2 separate regions of the Homo sapiens genome follow, and region 2 is linked to region 1. A link is an interaction called in ENCODE POLR2A ChIA-PET data of the cell type or tissue named here. Cell type or tissue: PC-9. All regions are shown on one strand. Links, peaks and the distances in the headings refer to the core of each region. The heading gives the core; the rest is flanking DNA. Region 1 has its middle 78 kb from the start of RMEL3. Region 2 has its middle 37 kb from the start of LINC02101.

What was found. Peaks named below come from ENCODE experiments on the same cell type or tissue, not always from the same donor. Only the 100,000 strongest peaks of a DNase experiment are listed, where the experiment ranks them.
Region 2: POLR2A ChIA-PET joins it to region 1 with 6 read pairs; 1 of 35 experiments calls an interaction of 5 or more read pairs at or near these places.

Annotation. Positions count from the first base shown.
Region 1 is chr5:57,313,435-57,321,433 of GRCh38, reverse strand. It overlaps the pseudogene LOC100288510. Among named protein-coding and RNA genes, the nearest start is that of RMEL3, 78 kb to the left of the region's middle. In PC-9, for the core only: no CTCF peak of the experiment used is centred there; a DNase peak (open chromatin) is centred at 4,483.
Region 2 is chr5:58,081,819-58,089,817 of GRCh38, reverse strand. No RefSeq gene overlaps it. Among named protein-coding and RNA genes, the nearest start is that of LINC02101, 37 kb to the left of the region's middle. In PC-9, for the core only: no CTCF peak of the experiment used is centred there; a DNase peak (open chromatin) is centred at 3,847; H3K27ac peaks cover 1,502 bases.

The DNA of each region.
Region 1 (7,999 bases), core at 2,692-6,691:
GGTCAGTGCCAAGTTTATGAAAACCATCTGACACTTTTTCCAGGCCGTCGTATACCTTCAGCATGTGCAGGCCCTGGGAGGGTGGAATCCTTTGCAATAGCAGTTAAAAATCAGCCCTGGAGACATTGAGGGCTGTTTGGTAAATGCATGTTCGTTTTTAGGATACCTGTTCCCTGTTATGATTTAGCTCCAGACTCCAAAGTCTGTTTAGTTGCAGTCTAATGTGTAAATTTAGAGATTCCAGCTTAAGATGGCAGGCATTATTTTTATTTATTTACCAAATATAGTATTCACCATTCACCTAAACTGTTCTATGTGCTTTACAAATATTAAATCACTTAAGTCAGCACAACTGTATGAGGTGGGTACAAGCATTATCATTCTTATTTTAAAGGTGAAGAACAGGACACACAAAAAGGTTTAGTAACTTGCTGGGATTCAAACTTTGCTAGTCTAATCTAGAGTCTGAACTGTTAACCACTGCATTGAGGACGAACTATAACTCTACTATGTCAATGGAGCAAAAAACGAGAGGAAATTAAGTTGCAGCTGAAAGGGGAACCACCTGGATGAAAACTCACTTGTTTCCCTTTGAGGCATTTACTGCACTTAAACACAACCTTTCTCTAGCTCAACTGGGCTGGCCAGAGATTAGACAAAACAGTAAATTTTGGCACTGAGGGATAGTTATAGTTATCAAAAAGGGATGCATCCGCTCGATTAGTGGTACTCGAGATAGTACCGGATCTCTGAGTGCTGCTGGGCTAGACTATATTTCCTCTTACTACTAAGAACCTTCATTCTTTCCCTGGTCTTCTGTAGATGGGAATTCTAATATGACAAACTCACACAAAAAAAAAGCTTGTACAATTTTTATTAAAGAGTATTATTTTAACTATGGGAAGAAAAATAATATCCAAATCTTCCACATTTTATTGTTTAATTTGTAATTATTTTATTGTATATATTTATGGAGTACAATGTTTTCCAATCATTTGTTTGTGTGTTGGTTCTGTATTATTTGTTCCCTTCAAAGTGTCTGTGCCATCCTTCTGCTATACGGTGGAAAAGGAGGCAATGTGATGTTTTGATCTATGCATATGTTATAGAAAGATACAATCAAACTAGTTAACGTATGCATTGCCTCACTAATTTATCATTTTTTTGTGATGAGAACATTAAAACTCTATTTTAGCAATGTTGAAATATGCAATACATTATTGGCCAGCCGTGGTGGCTCACGTCTGTAATCCCAGCACTTTGGGAGGCCAAGGTGGTAGGATCACTTGAGTCCAGGAGTTCAAGACCAGCCTGGACAACATAGTGTGACCCCGACTTTACAAAAAAAAAAAAAGATTAAAGAATAAAACGAAATAAATACAATGGGCTGACTCTGTACACGTGAGCTGCAGCATGGCAGCCCACCACTCCAGCCCACTCAAGATGCAGAATAAAGCTCATAAAAGTGGGCAGCATCGGGGTCGGGGATCTGCACAGCAGGATGGCAAGGGCCATCTAGCACTGAAAACCCTAAGCAAGAAGGTGAGAAAAGAACTCAGCAGAGTAGACCAGAGGCATTCCGCCAGTCAGCTCCAAAAGCAGAAGAAGGAGGTGGTTCTGGCGGAGAAGAGACAGCTGGGTAGCAAGGATGGCTCTCCTCATTAGCACTAGCTGTCCAGGGATTATCTGGCCTCCCACTGAAGAAACAAATAGATGCCAGAAAGAAGCTAAGTAAAGCAGTGGAGAAGCACTTTCTGGATGACAAACTCCTCTTGTTAGACACTCAACAGGAGGCAGGGATGCTGCTTAGGCAGTTGGCTAACCAGAAGCAATGGCATCTTGCTTTTCGAGATCAGCAGGCCTACCTATTTGCCCATACTGCTGATTTTGTTCCTAGTGAAGAGAATAATTTGGTGGGCACCTTGGAAATTTCAGGCTATGTTCGTGGGCAGACTCTGAATGTAAATAGGTTGCTGCATATCACTGGACGTGGTGATTTCCAGATGAAACACATAGATGACCCCATGGACCCTTTCCCTTTAAATCCTACAGTAATTAAATCCCAAAAGGACCCAGACATGGCAATAGAGATTTGTGCTATGGATACTGTCGATGATATGGAAGAAGACCTTAAAGTCCTAATGAAGGCAGATCCTGCTAGACAGGAATCCTGACAAACAGAGGTTATCCCAGATCTAACGCAGGGGGAGCAAACCTGGCCCAATGAGGAGGAGTTGAGTGAGACAAAGGATTTCTTGAAGGGAGATTCTAAGGTGGTAAAGAATATGATGATACAGAACATGAGGATTTTATGAAGGAGGAATCTCAGCATGAAAGTGTGAAGATGAAGAAGAGGAGGAATGTGAAACTATGACTACAAGGGAGTCTGTGCATGATGATCTCTCTGATGAGAAAGTGGATGAAGAAGCTGAGGCAAAAATGTTGGAGAAATGTAAACAAGAAAGACTGGAAGAGATGTTTCCAGGTGAAGTGGGTGGACACCCCCTGTGATGTGGCTGCCAGAAATTCAGTTTCAGAAATACAAAGGCCTCAAGAGCTTCCAGACATCTCCATAGGATCCTAAGGAAAAATATTGCTCAAGATTGTGCTTGAATATTTCAGTTTCAGAACTTTACTAGTACTAGGAAAAGCATATTTAAAGAGATTGAAGAAAAAGAGGTTGAAGGAGCTGATGTTGGCCAGTATGTCACACTTCATGTCTCTAATGTCCCTGTCTCAGTGGTTGAGTGATTCAGGCAAGGAGCACCCTTGATTGCATTTTCTTCACTACCTCATGAACAGAAGATGTCAGTATTGAATATGGTGGTGAGGCATGACCCTGGCAGCACTGAATCTGCGAAAGCCAAGGAGGAGCTCATATTCCGCTGTAGATCCAGGCACTTCCGAGCCTCACCTTTATTCTCTCAGCATGCTGCAGCAGACAAACATAAATTTCAGAGATTCCTGACTGCTGATATGGCCCTGGCGGTGACAGTATACGCACCAACCACTTTTCCTCCTTCATCTTTGCTGCTTTTCAAGCAGAAAAGCAATGGAATGCACAATCTCATTGCTACAGGCCATCTTTTGCTGGTGGATCCAAACAGAATGGTCATCAAGAGAGTTGTCCTGAGTGATCCTCCTTTCAAAATTTGTACTAAGATGGCAGTGGTATGTTACATGTTCTTCAATAGAGAGGATGTGCAGTGGTTTAAACCAGTAGAACTGAGAACAAAGTGGAGCCGCAGAGGACACATCCAGGAGCCTTCAGGTACCCATGGCCGCATGAAGTGCAGCTTTGATAGGAAGCTAAAATCTCAGAACACAGAACTGATGAACCTTTACAAATGAGTTTTCCCCAAATGGACTTATGATCCAAGTGTACCAGAACCAGCACCTTGGGTGAACAGTGAGATTTCTTCAACAGTGCCTCAGGTGGGCATGGAGTAATGGATTTAAAGCGATTCTGTCTTACTGAGGCCAGTCAGCACTCCAAGGATGGGAGTCACAAGTTGTGATTGGGCAAAGTTTATTTTCTATGTCAGCTTGTCAGTCGGCTGCACCATTTTGCAAGAATTTTTTTGGCCTTGATAAAATGTCTCAGTTAAGTATGGAAGTTTTTCTACTGCTTAATCCAAAAAGCTATTAAATCTTACTGAAATAAAAATAAATGCATAAATACAATGCATTATTAATAACTGTGGTCACCATGCTGTACAATAGATCGCTAAAGGATATTCCTCCAGGGTCATTGAAACTTTGTACCCTTTGACCACATTTCCTTTCAACTTAGTCACTGACTTGCTGATGTTCGGCTTTGACAGAAATGCGTTTCCAGAATGCCTTTCCATTCCTCCCTCAGAGCAGGGAGGGCAGTTAGGCTTGCTTCTTTCACTTTTAAGTTGATTCTTTCCTCTGAGGGATGGAGTCTGTCATCCTTACATTCATCATCCGCTGGGGTAGCACTCCAAAGTCACCCTCACCATTTGGCAAATCCACCATTTGGCAAATCCAGCTTCTGTCAGATGTGCCCACATGTTTGTTTCTTCTCCACAAATGGAAGAACTACGGTGATTACTGCTGCTCACTAAATTAAACTTAACAATCTAGTTTATTCCAGCAGGTTCCTGGTAAACAGCACTGCAGCTGAAAAGGCTTATCCTGTTTATGTTAACATGAAATATCCTGGGTTGAGGCTCCCAGAGCAGGGCAGAGGCTGCCCTCCCTGAATGTCAGCTGTTTGAAGGGCTTTCTGTTTTGACAAATGGTGTTTAGATAAGAAAGCCACTGTTGATGTGATGTTTTGTATCAACTTTGAGCTTTTGACGTAGATGGAGGTTGTTCTATTTCAGTATATGCCAGGCCTTCTTAAAGAGGAGAATCATCACTCTATGTAATGGCTGGAAGTCCCCCATTGGCTAACCCTCCATACACAGCGTGACCTTCTTGAGCTGCTGTCTCTGCATCAGGTTTCTCAAGCTCAGCACTATTACCACAAGACTGAGTCATGCTTTGTTGTGGGCCGTCCAGTGTATTGTAGGATGTTTAGCAGCAAACTGACCTCTACCCACTAAATGCCAGTAGCACCCTCCCACAAGTCCTGACAACCAAAACTGCCTACAGACATTGCCAAATGTCCTCTGGGGAGGGGACAAAACCACCTCCGACCCACCCACCTGCATTGAGAACCACTACTCAAAGTTAAAAAGAACATTCTTTTTATGAAGGCCAGGAAGGGACAGGACCATTTGTAGAACATTCGGGAACTCTCAAAGCATCCTCAGATTGGTCTCTTCTTTCATTCATGTCCACAGGGAATCTGACTGGTCCAGCTTATTGAAACTAGAAAACCAAATATTTAAAAGACATTATGAGAAAAATTAAAGTCATCCAATGAGTATTCAGTAAGTGTTCTTTATGTGCCCCCAACGTGGTCTGCTCTCTAGATTCTTTAAAAGCTTTCTGTCCCATCACCCTTAAAAAGGAGGGAGGCCAGTCACGGTGGCTCATGTCTGTAATCCCAACACTTTGGGAAGCCAAGATGGGAGGATCACTTGATCCCAGGAGTTCGAGACTGGCCTGGGCAATATAGTGAGACCTTGTCACTACAAAAAATCAAAAAATTAATCAAGTGTGGTGGTGCACACCTGTAGTCCCAGCTACTCGGGAGGCTGAGTTGGGAGGATGGCTTGACCCTGAGAGGTGGAGGTTGCATGAGCCGTGATCATGCCACTGCATTCCAGCCTGGAAAAAAAGCAAGGCCCTGTCTGGAAATAAATAAATAAATAAATAAATAAATAAATAAATAAATAGGAAAGAAATCATGTCGCATGCTACACTATGGATGAACCTTGAGGACATTATGCTAAGTAAATGCCAGGAAGAAAAAGACAAATACTGTGTGATTCCACTTACATAAAGTCCCTAGAGTATTCAAATTCAGAGAGATAAGAATAGAATGGTGGTTCCCAGGAGCTGAGGGAAGAGGAACTTGGGGAGTTGTTGTTTAATGGGCACAGAGTTCTAGTTTTGCAAGATGAAAAGAGTTCTAGAGATTGGTTGCATGACAATGTGAATGTAACCAACACTACTGAACTATACATTCAGAAATGGTTAAGATGGTAAATTTTAACTTATGTGTTTTTACCACAATAAAAAAACTGATAATAATGAAGAAAAATAGCACCAGCCTGGGGCCTTGATGACAGGGCAGTCGTTTATGACAGGACATGGAGTGTTCTGATGATGGTAGGTGGTAGTTCAGAAAATAGAATTAAGAATTAAGCATGGTTTGGAAAAGGTGTCATAATTCAGAAAAGAGATTCTCCCATTAAAACTTTGGTTAAATTTGGATCATTTGAACTGATCCTATTCCCAAAAGTCCAAAAGCTACTGTGAAATGTATAGATCATTCTTTGAGACTTTCAGCATTACATATCACGCTCATCAGTACTTTTACCAGGACCCTAGAGAGGGGTGTGTGTGTGTGTGTGTGTGTGTGTGTGTGTGTGTAACAGAGAGAGAGAGAGAAGTAGCTGTAGTGCGGTAGCATCAACTTATGATTTCTCACAACCACTTTTTAAGGAAAGGAAGGCAGGATTGGAGAGGGAGAACTGCAGCTCAGTGAGGATAAATGTGGCCCCCAGCAAACTCTAAAAGCCTCACGGAGGCCATGCTGAGGAAATGAGTAGAGGGCAGCCCCCTGGGCCACAACCTCTACCCCAACCAGAGCAACTCCACACCCTGAGCTCTACACGTGGGCTTCCACCTAAGATTCCAATGAGGAAAGGATTCTGCGTCTAAACTTTGAAAACCGCTAGATTAGGAACAACTCTAGGTTCCTTTACCACTTAAACATTCTGTGATCCCAGTCGAGCTTGCTTATTATTCATTTGATCATTTTGGCAGCCAATTGCCCCCAGAAAAAACTGGGGTGCCCAGACATAATCCAGGCATGGCACTATGAAGTAACAACAAAAAAAAGTAATGCAGGCCTTATTCTCAAGAAACTCATGGTGTAGTGGGATCCAGCTGCATGTAAACCAAAATACTGCCCAATATTCTAAGAGAGGGAATTATAAGGTGAGAAGGAAGCAGCAAAAAAAACAACAAAAAAAAAGCCTTTATCACAAGAAGAAATTCTAACTAAGTAGAAATGAAATGCAGTGAATCTTATAGCTGAGAGGAATCCTGCAGTAGTTCACAAGATGGAGGTCAGAACTGCAGGAACTGGGACCTGGGAATGAGACCCAGAGATTCGGAAGCATGAGGCTTCCATGACAAAGTCACCTCAGGCAGGCCCTCTCCACTTCAGAAAAACATACACATGGCTGCCTGCAGTCCCAGCTTAGCAGTACCAGTGGGAAGAAAGCGCTTTCTCTCCCAGTGCCTCTCCATCCATTCCAGGAAGAACCGTTTGGGCTCCGTTTGGGTTCCGTGCCACTGCTGTCAGAGGATGCAACACATCCATTAGCCAAGCCAGGGTCCTGAGCACCCTGCCTATCCCCACACTCATCATTAAAGGGGCTGAAACCAAGAAGAAGGGGGATGGAAAATCTACTGAGCATAACAGTCACCACTACAGGAGGCTCCGAACTACCAGGCAGATGGATCTGCATGTGTGAAGGGTGGCTGTCCACCTTCCTATCCAGCCCTGTTGCTATCTGCTCATATTATACTAGTCCTCTCTTATCTGCAGGAGACACATTCTAAGAATCCCAGTGGATGCCTGAAACCACAAATCATACCAAGCCCTATATATGCTATGTTTTATTCTATACAGTACATATATAATACACCTACGATAAAGTTTAGTTTATATATTAGGCAGAGTAACAATAATAACACAGAACAATTATAACAATATGCCAGCATCACTGCTCCTGTGCTTTGGGGTCATTATGAAGTAAAATAAGGGTGACTTGAACACAAGCTCTATGAAACCATGGCAGTCACTCTGATAACCGAGATGGCTCCTAGGTGGCTAACCTACAGGGAACATAGGCAGCGCTGACACACTGCACAAAGGTATGATTCATGTCCCCGCAGGACTCAGTGGGTACAGTGCCAGATTTCAGCACACTATTCAGAATGGTACTGAATTTAAAACTTATTTGAATTGCCTATTTTTGGAATTATTCCCTTTAATATTTTTAGGCTGCTGTTGACCATAGGTTAACTTAAGCTGTGAAAAGTGAAACTGCAGATAAGCAGGGACTGCTGTACACCACCCAGGTCACCTGGAACCATTTCTGTGAATGAGGCATCCAGAGGGGGAACCATGGGCCCAGACTTCATTAGCCATTAGATTCCTAGGGCTGCAGGAAGAAAGTACCATAAACTGGGTGGCTTTAAACAGAGAAATGTATTTTCTCACAGTTCTGGGGGCTAGAAGTCTCAGAGGAAGGTGTTGGCAGAGCCATACTCTTTCTGAAACCTGGAGGGAAATCCTTCTTGTCTCTTCCTAGCTTCTTCTGGTGGTTGCCAGCAGTCTTCGGCA
Region 2 (7,999 bases), core at 1,443-5,442, 770 kb before region 1:
TTTTGTGGGACCACAGTTATAGATGCAGCCCATCATTGACCAAAGTGCCATTATGTAGCACATGATTGTATATAAAGGTACATAATATATTAATGGGAATACAAAAGTTACTGAAAAATATTAGTGACAAATGTTCTTTATTTCTAAAATCTAATTACTTCGTATGTCACAGTGTCATAATCTTAACAAATTTCAAATAGAAAATGGTTCAGAATTATTCATACTTCCATATAATTTTGAAGTAACATGCTGACCATTTTATATTAAGTATTAAATACATGTTTGTTCTGTGAATAAATGAATAAATTAGTAAATATAATAGGTATACTGATCTCTAGTCTCTTGGTAATTCTCTTCAAGCTCTATAACCCACAGAAACCCCTATCTAAAGCTGAGAGGAAACTCCCAATACAATAAAAACAGCAGATCCAACTTCATCACCTTATCTGTGGTGTACATTTCACTGTGAGCCAAATCATTCCTCCCTGAGAAGAAAATAATTTCTAATTCCTTTCTGAAGCAAGAGCATAACACAAATCAATCCTCGCTTTGTCTAAAGCCTACTTCCTCCTTCAGGAGAAAACTCCAACCGTTAGATGACTCAAGACAGCCCTTTACAAACAAAACAGCGAAGACACAGGCATTTCCCAGCCTCCTGCTTCCTGGAAGAGTTTCCTGCTTCTCAAAGGTTTGCTCTGTCCAATGCCAGCACCACCCACTCTGGACACTCACACCTTGCATTTCCTGCTGTTAATATCTACCGGAGCGTCTGGTCACATGGATGAGAGGAACAACACACACTCCATACACAAATGCATATGTGTCAGAGGAAGAGAACTTGGGGCTTTGAAAGGCCCCTCCATCTATGGTAAACACACATTGTTATTATTAACTTATCTTCACCATCCTTTGAGAATATTTCCATAGGGCAGTTTCCGCCTTTGAGGCCACGAACACCTGGGAACCTACATGACCTTCTGGACACACCTCTAGATTTAAAAGCTCTGTTTGCTAGTTCGTTATCTGTGTATCACCAAAGAGAATCTATATTTTCCAAATCTCACTTTAATTAGAAGTACCTGCAAGGAAAGGTGATCAGATATAACCCATGTGCCCTTCAAATTCTTGCCAACACAGCATCTTCTTTTGTCCCCACATAAAAAGAGGAAGAATGGCTAGAAGAGAAAAAGTACTTTTTTTCTTGTCAATTGACAGCCTGTAGGTTTACACACTGTACCCTGACAAGTTGTATTTCTTTTTAATAAATGCTGAAGCTAGATTCAACGTACTGAAGACATATAGGAACCATATATATATATATATATATATATATATATATATTATTCCTTTGTATCACGTGGTAGCTTTCACAGAGCTCCTGCAAAGTCCTAAATATAAACAGTGGGCAAGTCATTATCAATTCCAAAGAACAAGCAAAAAGCTTATTTCACTTACTTATTTTGTTTGGTTTGTCAAGTTAACTTCAGATTATTAAAGATACATTTTTCTCATTTCCTTTGTATTTTATTATAACACTAATTACTATCATTACTATTATTGCCACTCTTTATAATATCTTACCTTTAAATACTATCTTTTGTCCTGAAATATCTCAAAGTTGTTTACAGCCTAGTAAAGAAATTAGACATGCATCTCACTTTAGTCCTCCCTCTAAACGTACCCACTTCCTGCAGTGGAAACCAGCAGCTGTATAACTACATGCCTAACCCAGTCTAAGATGGCTTTAAGGACACAGGGGGCTGGATAATGCATGCTCAAGTCATCCAGTTACTAGCCAGACATGGTACTAAAAGGCCCTGAGAAACAAGTAGAACCAAGGTTGTTTTTGAATTATGGGCCTTGATCAAAACCCTGGATCGGGGGAGAGATGATTTGTCTTCTCTTCTGAAACCAGGTCTAAATAAGTTAAAAGTGCAAGCCTATAAATATGTTATTTCTCCTAATGTTAAAGATAAAAAGAAAATTCTTGAAGTTTTACAGGAAAATCGGCATCGTTAAGTTAGGGAGCTAACACCATTGAGGCATTTAACCTTTGAGAGTGATTTGAAGTGCATCTGAATTCCTGATTTTTAAATATATCCTTTATTATTCACCTCCTATGATAAGAATATTGAGACATGTTTGAAACTTGCTTAATTTTTTGTGTTGTTTTTTGTTCTCCCAGAGTATTTATACGACCACCATTAACCTTGTTTGTCTTTCCACGTCAACTACAATGTCTTTTTCTGCAAGGCTACACACAAAAAACTTGTTAAACTTTGAAAAATTTTAGTGGAAAGCATGCACACGAATCATCTCCATCTCTAACATTTCTCTATTCTTCTTATTTGGGAGAAAAGTGGGCTTCTTTGTCACAGATATATTTTTGAGAGTCTGGATAAATAGCAATAATATTCCAGCTGTTCTCCACTGTCCTCACTCATATATCATAACCATCCAGCTGTGAACACTCTGAATTCCCCTTCTGTGAAAGGCCCTAGCAGCCTTGACCCAGCCCCATTCCATCAACACACATGAAAGACTCAGAGAACAAATTCCCTGGGCTCCAAGTAAAACTTACTGAACTCACTCCCTCCATATCCAAACTATTCCTCCTGCTACTATTCAGTTCTCTGCCATGCAAAGAGGTCTCTGGAAAAGAGAACCTTAACTGGAATTCAATTTCCTCATCAAGTCTGGGGCAAGTTTCTTTGGGCTGCCTTGATCATATAGGTTAATTAGAATACCATGTATTATGGACCTGAGCTTTAGAAAATGAAGCAAACATGATTTATTCTTACAGATTTTTGACAATAATTTTCAACGAAGTCTTAAATCCATTTAGTTATTCTGCTGCTAAATGTGTTAAAAATTATAAAAATATCGACACAGGAATTTGTTTATTAGGATATTTGTCTTTGAGTTAGAGGAAGAGAAAGTCTAATGAAGAACCAATTTATAGCTGAGAAAGATACTTTGCCCATACTTATTCTCATGGAACCTGGAAGATTCCAGTTAGTCTGATTTTTCTACATGCAAATTAATAATCAGCTGTTATAAAGGTGAGGTTACTACACCATACACCAAAACTCAAATTTCTTTTTATGTCATAAAATCATGGTTATAATCTTTTGTAATGCGCAAATAGTTTAAAGGATTATGTCTATACACAAGTCTATGGAAAACTTGTAAATTTCAGGGATGACAGTATCAGTGCAGTTTAATATAGCTTCAACTGACCTGATTATAGGTTGCCATAGGCTGTATTAACCAGACATTAGGGTTATCCAAATGTCTCAAGAATCCCAAATCTTTAGGGCTAGAATACCAGATACTTTCTATTTATGAGTTGGATTTGATGAGGTGGAAAGACTTGTGTTTCCATTAGTTATTCTATTTTGCCTGAAAGAAGGAAGACAATGAAACACTTAAAAATAATGGCTGCTGATTCTCAAGTTCCCCAAATCCCTTCAGATTACTGAGCCCATGGATTAGCATCGCTGGATTTTCCAGATTCAGAAGTTTGACAGATTAGAAAGAAGTCTGGGGCATCACCCCTTTGTATTTGACCTCAAGGTGCCTCCATGATTAGCTGAAGCATCCCCAAAACTTGCCTACCCCGTGAAAAATATTCCAAGATTTCAGTTCTTTCTCAGATGTTGGAGTGAATACATGGAGTTGTTGGTTTTGAGATAAGAGTGTCTTCATGAATTCACTTTATCATAGAACTGCCTGGACTCACAGCTAGAACAGTATCAAATCTGTCCGTTTGTATGAGGGGAAGAGTGTGTAGGCGAAGCCAGCTGGCCCACAGTTGGCACAGCTTCCCATGCTGTTGACTGAATGCCGCAGGCATGCTATGATTCATTTCACCTTTCACCTGGCCATGCACTTTATTAGAGAGGCCCATGAATTTGGATGTTAAGGATTTTCCCTGAGGAAAATTTTCTCAGACAAAAGCATAGCATCCATAACATCAATGTAGAAACCTAAGGTAAAAGCATTAGTAACACTAGAGAGAGATAAAAAGCATTTTGGAGCAAAATAGTGAAATTTTTATTTTCCCAGAATTTTATACATCCTTTTTTCATTTTTAAATTATAAGTAAACATGTATCATTGAAAATTAACAGAGGAAATGAGTTTCAATAAAACAAATTCGTTTTGGGGAAAATCATTTTTTTTTTCTGTTTTAAATAGGGGGCAAAATGGAGCTGCTCTTGCCCATAGTATTCTGTGCTGAAAGAGGAGGAAGATTGAAAATATCTTGGAAAATATGGGTCAAGTCCCTCCTTTGAGTGTCTCTATATGTCATTCATATACAAAACAAGGACTGCTGGGTGGCAGAGGCCTTCAGGAAAAAGCAGATCAACTCATGTAGAAAGAGAGACAATTCTTCCAAAGTCTTATGCAAGTTGAGGTCTGACCCTTGAAGCAAGTATGTTATTTTCTGCTAGAAAGCAGACGTGTAATAAATACCTGGTGTTGGCCTCAGGAAGGATAGGAAGATATGCAGCACTTATCCTGAAAAGAAAAAGGCTGTAGTCCCAGCTACTCGGGAGGCTGAGGCAGGAGAATTGCTTGAACCCGGGAGGCAGAGATTGCAGTGAGCCAAGATTGTGCCATTGCACTCCAGCCTGGGCTACAGAGCGAGACTCCTTCTCAAAAAAAAAAAAAATAAATAAAAAAAGGCAAGGTCAGATAGTCAAGTAGTCGAAAAGGTTCAAAGCCAGAATATGGAAGAAATATTACTGTGAGAAAGAATGAGCAGGTGGGCTTCCTGGCTGGCTTCTTGCATTGGAAGTAGCACTTTGCTTTAGCTGCCAGTAGAATAATGAGGCAGTGGGAATGTGTGCCTAAGAATCTACAGCTTAAAGAAGTAAGAATGGATGTTATGGAAATCCAGGAACATCTCCCAAGCTACCTTATTTGTGTTTTCAAATGACTTTAATCTCTGAAATTTGAAAAAGAGTTACAGTAAGTGGTGATAGCTCTGAGACTTTGATGGAAACATAAAGTGAACGTGTCTGTGAAGAATATTGCCCAACTGAATGCTCTTATTTTATAAAGTGAAAGGTCCAGTTCACACAGCTAATTATAACAAACAAAAGCACATTGGACTGTTCAAATTTGTCTTCTCATAACTTCCTACTTTTCACAGTTATTTTCTCTAAAGGCCATTTTTGTAGTAGAGAGAATTTGCTAGAATTTTCTGGGAACATTTGCCAATATTTCTATTGTTCTGACAGAGAAAGAAGGGAGGCAAAGACAACACATGTTCCTGTGAGCCCGTAGAGAAAGCATACTTGAGAGCCATTGCCACACCTCAGTGACACCATTCTTCTCCATGGAAAATTTCCTGATTCTTTCTCTACTCAATTTTGAGAGTCCTGCTTGTTTTAAGATATGTAGCAATGAACATCCAAGGAAAATGAAAGCTGCATAAAGAACTTAGAATCTTAAATGTTTAATTTGCTATGTGTATTTTCCTTATTCTACAGAGAAACACATTATTTAAACTTACTAAGAACTCTTTGGTTGCCTACTATACCCAAAAGGCATTAAATGTGCAAAGATCACTTGTATATCTAAGAGTCATAAAATTCTGTTTCTTATATAAACAAGTTCTACATAAAAGAAACTATCAAAATCAGTTATCATGTGAATTATATAACAGTGTCCCTTGCACCTTACTTCTATGACTCATTCTTTCATGATTAATTAGAATTTATAAAGATAGCTTTGCAAAATTTAATGCACTTGCGCCTTTTCTATGATATAGTCGACTGTAAATTAGTGGTTCTCATGGAGGCGAGAGAAACATGTATACTTGAAACAACTCTTCAGGTGATTTGAACCATCTTCAACAAAATCACAGCTGTGGATGGTATCTGGACCACATAATCTCCACTTTTCACTAAAGACTCAAACATTTATACAGGCTATTGTCTTGCTCTTCTCAATTCTTCCTTTGATGATGGTACAAAAATTATAAATGGAGGAGCAATCAAAAAAGAGTAATTTCAACTTGTTTTATTTTTTTATTTGTGAGAAATTGTAAAATGGGGATCTTGTTAGAGTTGGCTTCTGAAGGTTAAGAATAAATTGTTTTTAGAGAAGATTATCTTTGTTCTAAAATGAGCCAGACATTCATTGAGAAGCCTATTAAATAACAGCTTTAGTCAAAAGAGTAAAATAAAGCAAATACCCACCTGCTCTTTGAGAACATAATAAAGTGACCATAAGATTATATATGGATGCTGCAGAATATTAACCAGTTAGTGTATAATGCAAATTGGAGGGCACTTTATTAGCTAAAATTTTTCCCCAAATATGTAAAATATTGGGTTCACTATTGTAATAGCTCTTTCTGGGTGGAGAAGTTCTAGTTATATATTGTAGAAGTTTTAATTACACATTGTTCTAATTACATATTATAGATTCTAATACAGGAAACAGATTTACCCCTGTTAATTATGCAGGGACAACTGGAAAGGAAAAGGTCACCTATACTGAGCAAATGACTGGAAGTGTGAGGTTTCTAGGCTCAAAATTATGAGTGAACTAAGATTTATTTTTGGCCAAAATGAAAAAGCCAACCTCTACCACCTGGTCTTTGGATGGGAACTTTGAGCCTGATAAGACATCAGCAAGTGCTGAAATTCCAAACTTGCAATAAAAAGTGTTCAATAGCATACTTTGGTTTAGGTGGGTATTGAATTTTTAAATGTGCCTGTAGTAAGCTGGTACCAGGAGATGCAACATTTAGGAAACACCATTGCCTGACTGCATATGGGGACCCGGAAATCTCTGGGATCACAAAGCATTAAAAGTGTGTTGGCGATGCAATCTAGAAGCCATCCTTAATCTCACCCCCACACCTTATCCAGGTCTAATCAACACACCTACAGAACATGTCCCCATGGCTTCACACTTTCCAAGTCCCCTCTGAATCTCACCTGAACCATTCTCATAGCTTCTAACTGCTCACCCTGTTTCGAATCTTGCCAGCTACAATCTATTCTCCATACAAACACATCTTTTGAAGTTACTAATCACACCATGCCACTCCCCCTACTTGCCAGGCTCCAGTGATTTCCCTTCACAGGAATATTAAAATCTACATCTCCACCAGACTCTCCGGGACCATCCCTGCTTTTCCCTCACTTTCACTTCCGCTCCTGTGCTCCAGCCAAATGGATTGCTTTCCGCTCCTTCAGACCTCACCTCAAATGCCCTGCCCTCGGAAAGTCCCGCCCTGACTACCCCTCACTGTTCATCAAATCACTGAAATTTAGCTCTCAGATAACACTTAACATTTTCCTCCTTATTTTTTTGCTGTTTGTCTATTGGTCATCCTGTTGATTTGTTGGGTTATTGACTGCTTCTTCCAACTAAAATGCAAGCTCTATGAAATCAGGGCATCCTTTTTATCCCTAATGCCTGGAACAAGGTCTGGTATTTAGTGAGTGGACAAATATTAGTGGAATTTACAAGTGAGAATTCCTCAGGGATTGACAGACATTGCTTCAAAAGAGAAGTGGCATAACATACCCCCAATTTTGAGAAAGTTGGGAAATCATAATCATTATAGTTGAAACCTCAAAATAAATATCCCCTTATTTTGTACTCCAATCTGATGAAGTGGGACATACTAGTTCATCATGTTGTACCAAAATTATTTTTAATTATTTAAAGTTATAACTTATTTTATTTTTACTTGATAGGTAGGTAGACCTGATCATATCAAAGTTCTTTCAGTTTAGCATTCAAAGTTCTATTGTTGCAAAGAAAAGGAAAGCTTTTACACTGTTGGTGGGAGTGTAAATTAGCTCAACCATTGTGGAAGACATTGTGTCATATAATTACATTTTTAGCACAGTGTTAACTAACTGGTATAAGATTGATTTTATTTACTTGCCCAATTGCATTTAAATCGGTTAAAATTCATCCAACTAATTCAATAGTATAACTGTGGCCAAGTCTGAATATAAAACATT